2 separate regions of the Mus musculus genome follow, and region 2 is linked to region 1. A link is a loop called in an ENCODE intact Hi-C map of the cell type or tissue named here. Cell type or tissue: left cerebral cortex. All regions are shown on one strand.

The links. Hi-C counts contacts between places; a loop is a spot of excess contacts. Peaks named below come from ENCODE experiments on the same cell type or tissue, not always from the same donor. Only the 100,000 strongest peaks of a DNase experiment are listed, where the experiment ranks them.
Region 2: it touches region 1 in a loop (2.6-fold over the local background); 1 of 42 quality-filtered maps calls a loop at or near these places.

What each region holds. Positions count from the first base shown.
Region 1 is chr2:30,468,138-30,472,137 of GRCm38, reverse strand. No RefSeq gene overlaps it. Among named protein-coding and RNA genes, the nearest start is that of Ier5l, 4.1 kb to the left of the region's middle. In left cerebral cortex, CTCF peaks have their summits at 1,210 and 2,156; DNase peaks (open chromatin) are centred at 131, 1,359, 2,141 and 2,785; H3K4me3 peaks cover 1,837 bases; H3K27ac peaks cover 3,007 bases.
Region 2 is chr2:30,674,705-30,678,704 of GRCm38, reverse strand. It overlaps Gm14486 (predicted gene 14486), which reads left to right and starts at 694. Exons shown (of 4, transcript NR_136917.1): 1 at 694-799. In left cerebral cortex, a CTCF peak has its summit at 1,647; DNase peaks (open chromatin) are centred at 1,499 and 2,088; H3K4me3 peaks cover 1,248 bases; H3K27ac peaks cover 3,035 bases.

The DNA of each region.
Region 1 (4,000 bases):
GCCCCTCTGGCTCCGTCCTCCTCCCCCTCCTCCACCCGCCTCGCGGACTCGGGCGGGGGGGGGGGGGGGCACCCTGACACTCTCAGCACAGTTGGGAAAGGGGTGGAGGGCGAGCAGGGCGAACTACATTTCCCATCATGCCCAGCACTGCGGTCCTCACTAAACAAAAAAGGAAGTCGATTCCTTCACCTGGATCCCCGGGGGAGGGAGGGGCCCGGACCGCCGACTGAGCTGGAGACTTTTCGCTTAGCTCCTGGTCAGCTCTAGTGATTGTGCGCGCTTCTAAGTTACCTTGTGCTTTAGCCTTCGGTCCCATCTCATGAAACCAGCATTGTTCCAGCCTGTGAGAACCCTGTCTCCGTCCTCAGCGCGATAGATTTTGTTTAATTTAAAAGCCTTTTGTTGTGAGAAGGTGAGGTTCGCTTAGTGCCCCTCTGGGTCTCTGCCATCAACACCCCGAGGACTCCAAAACAAGTTGCCAACCTTGCCTTCCCGGCCCTTCTTCCTCCTGTATTTTTGTGCATAATGAATTGTATCTCACCGGGTAAAACTGTTCAGGTTATTTGTTTAAATTTATAATCTTAATAAAAAGTCAATTGTAGAGTGTATGGTGGTTCCTTTGCTTTCACATGGGCTTAGAGGTGAGAAAATCTAAACACACACACACACACACACACACACGCAAGCAAACACCAGCTTTCCAGGGCCATGGTGGAAACCCATGGATACCCCCATATCCGCAGGGCCAGGGTTGGAATTGTGTGTGTGTGTGTGTGTGTGTGTGTGTGTGTGTGTGTGTGTGCTGGGGATGGAGCTAGGGTTGGGAGTCAGTATGTGTGCGTTCTGGGGATGGAGGCCGGTGCTACAAGGTCTTCTCCATAAGCCCTCCTCACCAGCGGGTCTTGCCCCCTTGGGAACCCGCTGCCCAGCAGGAAGCTGAGCCAGCCTCCAACATATTTCCATGCACCACCAGGGTTGCAAGGGCCTAGTTGGCCCCTACTTTCTGTAGCAGGGAGACTTCTGGGCCACCCACACTCCCTGACCTGATCCTCAGACCGCGCACATCAGCACGTCTCAAGCAAGCAACTTGGGGAAGTTTTTTCCTTTCCTTTTTCTTTCTTTCTTCCTTTCCTTTCCTTTCCTTTCCTTTCCTTTCTTTTCTTTTCTTTCTTTCTTCCTTTCTTTCTTTCTTCTTATTTTTTTTTTAAAGTTGAGTTTGTTATCACTGCTCAGTGCCACTTGGTGGTGTGCTGGCGGCGTCTCCCTCCTCGTGCCCCTCCCCTCTCCTTTTCTGCTCCCTCCCGCCCGCCTCTCTCTTCTGTGGATGGAGCAGGAAGGCTCCAGGCGCGCGCTCCCCTCTGACCACCTACGGAATGACCTCAGAGTGGGAGAATGTGCCAAGGCACCGAAGGAAGCTCGGGTTCTTCCCACTGGAACCAAATTCACATCTGGAGCCGCGGCTCCGGCCCCAGGGCACACGGGTGGTTCCAACCTTGCTAAGGGGATAGGAAAAAAGAACTGGGGAGGCGTGGAGGGCAGTGGGGTAAGATAAATCGGCAGCCTTTGCTGTTTTAGGGTAGCGTCTCTCGCAATGTCTCTCGTCTCTGGCTGCCTCCCTAAAGATCTCTCGCAATGTCTCTCGTCTCTGGCTGCCTCCCTAAAGATCTCTCGCTCTCACTGGCTAGCCCCCTTGCTTCCCTTCTCTGCGCCAAAGCTCTCAGCCACCGGCCAGGCGATTCACGCCGCCCCACCCCATAAGCCTCGCTGGGTGAAAGGAGGCGCTGTCGCCCAGCGTCCCAAGTCCAGACGAGAGGCGGATGTTATTCACTCTCAGGGGGCCTCTCGGCTCTGGATCTCGCTGTCGCGCGTGGCGAAGTTCTTGGGGACACTCCAAAACGTGGGGGTTGGGGAGGCCGCGGAGGTCGGCGATCTAGGTTGGGTAAGAGGGATGCTCTGGAGGTGTGAGTTACCGGGAGAAAAGACACCTTCACCTCACCCACACACCCAAAGACTTGCTCTTGGCCTCCCACGGGAAGAGACTGGAGCTAAAGAGGGGGTGCATCTTAACCCCCTTCCCATATCCCCCTACAAGTCTAAGGAAATAGCTGTTGGATGCAGTTTTGAGTCAATCCAAGTCAGTTGCCACGGCTCCCCCTAGCGCCAATTGGAAGGCGCTGCAGAATGTGCGGATGGGAGTGGGCGAGGCGCAGCCGGGGGCGGGCGGGCTGCTGGGAGAGGCAACACACGCACCGGCGCACCCGCGCACGGGCGGCCTAACATCGCATCCCCACCCAGCCCTGGTCTGAGAGAGACCCTGAGCGTGGAGCTCTCCCACTCCAGGTCTGCGTGGAGAAGGGCACATGGTCGGACGCCTTTGTTGGGAGCGTGGAGCTGGTAACAGCGAAACTCCCAGTGAGGGGCTTGGGACCTTCGCGTCTATCCTTGGGACTCGTGTAGGGAAGACGTGTGTGTGTGTGTGTGTGTGTGTGTGTGTGTGTGTGTGTGTGTGTGTGTGTGTGTGTGTGTGTGTGTGTTGGGGGGGGGGGTCGGTGTTTGGGTGCGAAATAGAAGCTCTGAGATCAGCAAGACTACAGACTAGGGTTCTCTCCTTCCCTATCCGCGCAGGTTTTCTGAGCTCAGGACATATTGGGTACATTGGGATCTAGTGAAATTGGGAGTTGAGGGGATGAGCTCAGGGAGCTGCACAAGAGAGGACCCCCAGCCCCGCTTCTGTCTTCAGGGCCTAGGTACCCTGCGCAATAATACAAAGGGTTGAGAAACTGCTCTACAGAGGACACAGACATCCCCCCTGAAATAAACAACAGCCCAGATACTAAGGCTGGGCACCATACTGAGGACCACACCCGTCCTCCCACTGCCTGGGACACATGAATCTCCAAGCATCCTCCTCTCCTTATCCCCTTCACAGCCCCTGGATTCCTTTGCAGCATACAACGTGGCAGCCCACAACTCCCCGGGAGAGACTGATGCTCCACAGGCATAACACCCCAGAAACACTGGGGGGAAGAGGTGGGACTGTCTAGCCATGAGAGTCCTAGGCATGGGGTCACTGGCGTGGAGCCGCCAGGTCCCTTCCAGCAAGACCAAGGATGAAGAGACTGGGGCTCCGCATGGTTGACAGAAGGTGCCATCCAGAAAACAGAGGCTCAGCCCCTGGTCATCCCCAGCTAATCGACTCTCCGCCAGCATAAAACATACATCCCAAGGCAGGCTGCCTCTGATGCTGAGGAAGGGCTAAGCCAGTCTCTAGCTGTGCTTGGAGCTAGATATGACAGCTATAGAGCCTCACAAAGCTTTGAGCTGCCCTCTGGAGAAGACTGGGGCTGGGGTTGCTCCGAACTCCCGAGAGGGCCACTGTGCAGAGAAACAGGATGCACACCAAGTGCTGCGTCTTACTGGCTCTGTCCACTGGACGCACATCTACAAAGTGTGCGCTGGTTGCCCCGGGAAAGCTCTCTCAATACCACCAAAGCAATAAATAGCCAGAACAGCAAATACCTCTGTGGATTACTAATTTCAACTTCCCAGCTACCCTTAGAGGTGGATCCAGCCTTTTGGAAATGAGAACATACATCCAAGGTCACAGCATTTGGGAGCCAGCCTCTCTACCTGTTGGAGCTCCCAGCCTGGTGGGGAGGTATTTGTAGCCTTATGATTGACTGGAGCTGGCAGCTGATCTGGATGTGGCTTAAATGGCCAGATTGAGAATTCACAATTGAATGTATACTAGGCTACAGCATCTAGTCGTGTCTGAGCTGACTGGCTGGAAGCACACGTTCAATGCTTCCTTCTGCAGGGTATAGGACAAAGGCAGAGAAGATGGAGTGGTGTCTGTGATTCACCCTACCCAGGATTCTCCCATTCCTCTGTCCTTTAAGACTTTGGGTAAGTGACAGCTTGTGGCACCAAACCATGCAGTGGCCAGGGGTGCTGCTGGTTTCAGGTACAGCTGGATACAGTCAAGAGATTTCCAAAATGC
Region 2 (4,000 bases), 210 kb before region 1:
CCTTCCCTTGTGCCTGCAGAGGCCTTCGACAGCTCTAACGGCCCCTCCTGGAGGAGACTACTGGGTGCTCTGAGGCTTGGAAGGTAGAAGACAAGTTGGGCACAATCTACTAGGGATCAGATACCACATGCAGATATGCATCACCAATGGAATATTATGTAACTATAAATAATAAGGTGTAATAAACTGTCACATAGAACCCATAGTGATAGCTGATTCTCCTATACATAAGACTTTTTTTGTTGTTGTTTTTTGTTTTTTGTTTTTTCGAGACAGGGTTTCTCTGTGTAGTCCTGGCTGTCATGGAACTCACTTTGTAGATCAGGCTGGCCTTGAACTCAGAAATCCGCCTACCTCTGCCTCCCAAATGCTGGGATTAAAGGGGCGTGTGCCACCACCGCCCGGCTACATAAGGCTTTTTAAGTGTTCAGAGGGACAGGAAAACTCCAACCTCACTCACTCTTCCTCCTCTCTGCTGTTCCCCATCTTTCCCGGCATGGGACCTTTCCAGGGGCTTGGCCATGACTCGCCTAAATTATGACTGAGAAGCCCCTGAGAGTCACTTCCTGTCCTGGGAAGGAAGAGCAAGACTGAGGGGCTGTATCAGTAAGGAAAGAGGGGTATCATAGGTATTTTTCTCTGCCAGGCACTGCGCATGCCTGAACTCTGCCGGTCCTAGGAAGTCCTCATTCCATCGGGGCCTTGGGGAGTAGACACTGCCATCTTTTCCTGGGGGTCTGTGTTTCAATCAAAGAGTCTCCTTGGAGACAGAAGCCCCAAGAAGCCACGGAGACTAGAGGTAGGGGGAAAAGAGTGGGGCTGATTAGATTAGATGCAGGGTTGATATCCCCAGCCACCAGGCAGAGCTGGTTGCCCAGCCTTGGCAAACTCACTCCCCTGGGAGGTCCCTAACTTTCCACATCAAGGTCAGAGAAGGGACAGTGGGTAAAGTCACTGAGCAAGAGAGCTTTCAGCCTGACAGCTCCCTCTCCATTCCCTGTGTACCCTCATCCCCAGCCTCCCTCCTGGTCTCGGTCTGCCATTGTGTGACCTTGGCCTAACAGATCTCCAGAACTCAGTCTCAGGGCTCAGTGTCCATATCTGCACAGGAAGGGGCTTGTCCTGCGGTGCCCTCAGCCCCCCTTAGGCTTGAGGGGGGTAAGAGGTTGGCAGAAGTCTCCGGAGTCCCCCGGAACCGGGGCAAATTTTGGGTGGGGAGATCAGGGTTGCTTTATGGGATAAAATGTGATGCCCCCGCCAGCACCCTGCACTCAGCAGGCCCATCTGCCACCCAGAGCCCTGACCGTGGAGGGGGAAGTCCCAGGAGCCGACCGCTGGCCTCTCCCCACCGGATCCAGGAGGGCGGTGGGAGCCGGAGATGTAAATGCGCACAGCCTCCTTTCTTCTAAACGCCGAAACCAGCCTTGACAGGCTCTGAAAATAAATGGCACCGACTCGCTGGGATTTCAAATTCCGTGATTAAGGGCTGAAGCAAACACTTTCCCTCCCTCCCGCCCTCCTGCCGCCCTCCCTCCGTGGGCTGATAGCGCTGGCGGCCGGGACAGCTTCTTGCGCGCCTGCCAGCAGCTCCGATAGCAGCCGCCAGCGCGCCGCTCCGGGCTGTTTATCAGCGGCGCTCACGCCGCTTCAAATCCCTGCCCGGCCTGCACGCGCGCCCGCGGGCACTCACTCACTCACACGGGCGCTAGCATGCACACACCTGCACGGATGCACACGGGAGTACAGGCACGAGGCTTGTGTGCACAGAAAAGGCATGCATGTGTGCACACAAGGCACCGTGCATGACTGTATGCATGCATGCATGCACACTGGTCCATCTGCATGTGCACACAGAGAACACACGCACATTTGCACGCAGAAGCACCATGCGTGCATGCACACCAATCCACATGCATGCAGGGGTGCACACACAAAACACGAGCACATGTGTACCCAAGGCACCTGCAGGTATGCACAGCGGGGTGTGCATACTCAACCCTAAGAGAAAGCTGAAGAACGCTGCAGAATTGAGGGAGAGGAGAGGAGAGGAGGGCGGGAGAAGAGGAGGGCAAGAGGAAGCTGGAAGAGGCTCTGAGCTCACGGTTGGTTGGATACCTTGGAGGACCAAGTCCAGGCAGCTGCAGTATAGCAACAATCCCCAGCCTCCCTCCCTGTATGTCTGACTGCTGGAACCACCCAGTGATTCTGAGCTACCCCAGCTACCCCAGCCTCTTCCTCCCATCTGGGATTCTGTGACTGGTGTGGTGGTGGTGGTGGTGGTGGTGGTGGTGGTGGAAGGAGGCTCTGTTCTCCTGGTAGCCTCTGAAATAGGAAGTCCTAGCTGCTAGGAGATAGGCCATCTCTGTATGAGTTAGTCTGAACCCCAGGAGCTTGCCCAAGATGTGTCTCACCATGGCATGGGCACCAAAGCTGTGTACCCCTCCCCCCACCCCAGGGATGCCTGAGCAGAGCCTTGACCTTCCCTCAGATGCAATGCTGATAGGTGACTCTGGGAGGGCAGATGGAGACAACACCACCCCAGCTCCCAGATACTGCATCAGTGATGCCAGCCCCAGCCCCCGTCCCCATCCCATTAACACTCTGATCAAAACTCTGCTGTTGCCCCTTGGTGTTGCAGCTGGGTGCCAGGTAGAGGAGGTTCCCCTGCTCAGTGGCCACTCCCATCTCACCAGGAGTGACACTTGGCTCACTCAGAGCACATCTGCCTGGGTGACCTCTGGCTGAAGACACCCATACCATCCTAGCATCACTAGCTGCACCCACACTAGCATAGCAACAGATAACAGGGATCCTCCTCAGCATCCATGAAAGCCTTAGGGAGCTAATACGGTACTGATCTGAGTCATGTCCACTTCACACCATTTTGCAGAAGGGGAAACTGAGGCTGTGAAAACAGAGGCCACTTGCCCAAACTCACCCTATGTGGACCGAGTCTGACTCCGATTGACCTCATTTTACCCCAAAGGGAGAGATGTCCCAGAAACTCGATTTTGTTTTGTGTGTTGGAGATGGAGCCCATGCATGTGCAAAATCCCCATAAACACTCGGATTCCAGTCAGGACCCATGAGAACCGCACTTTATGTATAGTAGCACAGCTCTTGGGGACTCTTTTCTATTTATTTTTCATTTTATTTGTGTGTAGATGTCCTGTTTACATGTGCATGTTGGAGGCCAAAGTTCAGTCTTGCCGTCCTTCCTCAGAAGTTGACTACATATTGCAATTTTATTATTGCTTTTATTTGGTTGGTTGGTTCTGGTTTTTTGAGTCGGGGGTTTCTCTGTGTAGTCCTGGCTGTCCTGGAACTCACTCTGCAGTCCAGGCTTGTCTTAGCCTCAGAGCTCTGCCTGCCTCTGCCTCTGAGTGATGGTATTAAAGGCGTGTGCCACAACCCCCTAGCTTTATTATTATTTAAATATTATTTATTTATTTGTGTGTGTGTGTACGTGCCATGGAAATCAGAAGAGGCCATTGGATTGCCTGGAGCTGCAGTTATGGGTGGCTGTGAGCTGTTTTGAACTCTGGTCCTCAAGTTTGCAAACCAGACACTTTACCTGTTGGGTCATATCCCCAGGGCCGAGTCACCAGAGTCTTAAAGTAAAGTCATTCCAAACTGAGAATGGGCTGCCTTCTCTCTCAGGTGATCCAGGCTGGGGCCAAAGAGCCAGCTCTGCCCAGTGGGAGCCTCCAGAAATGGAGCCCTGGAATGCAGGGAGGGAGGAAAGGGACATTTTCAAGATCACAAAGCAGGGGCATTTTGTAAGGAAGCGTGCTCCCTCATCCTGTGCCACGGATACAGATACTCTGGGGACTGGGTAGCTAGGCTGAGTCAATAAAAACTTGACCACTGCAATGAGTTTCCACCTTACCTTCTTCCTTCAATCCTCTCTTCCTCCTCCTCCTTCCCCTCCTCCCCCTCCTCTTCTTTTCTTTTCTTATTTGATTTTACATGTGCAGGTGTTTTTCCCGCATGTATGTAA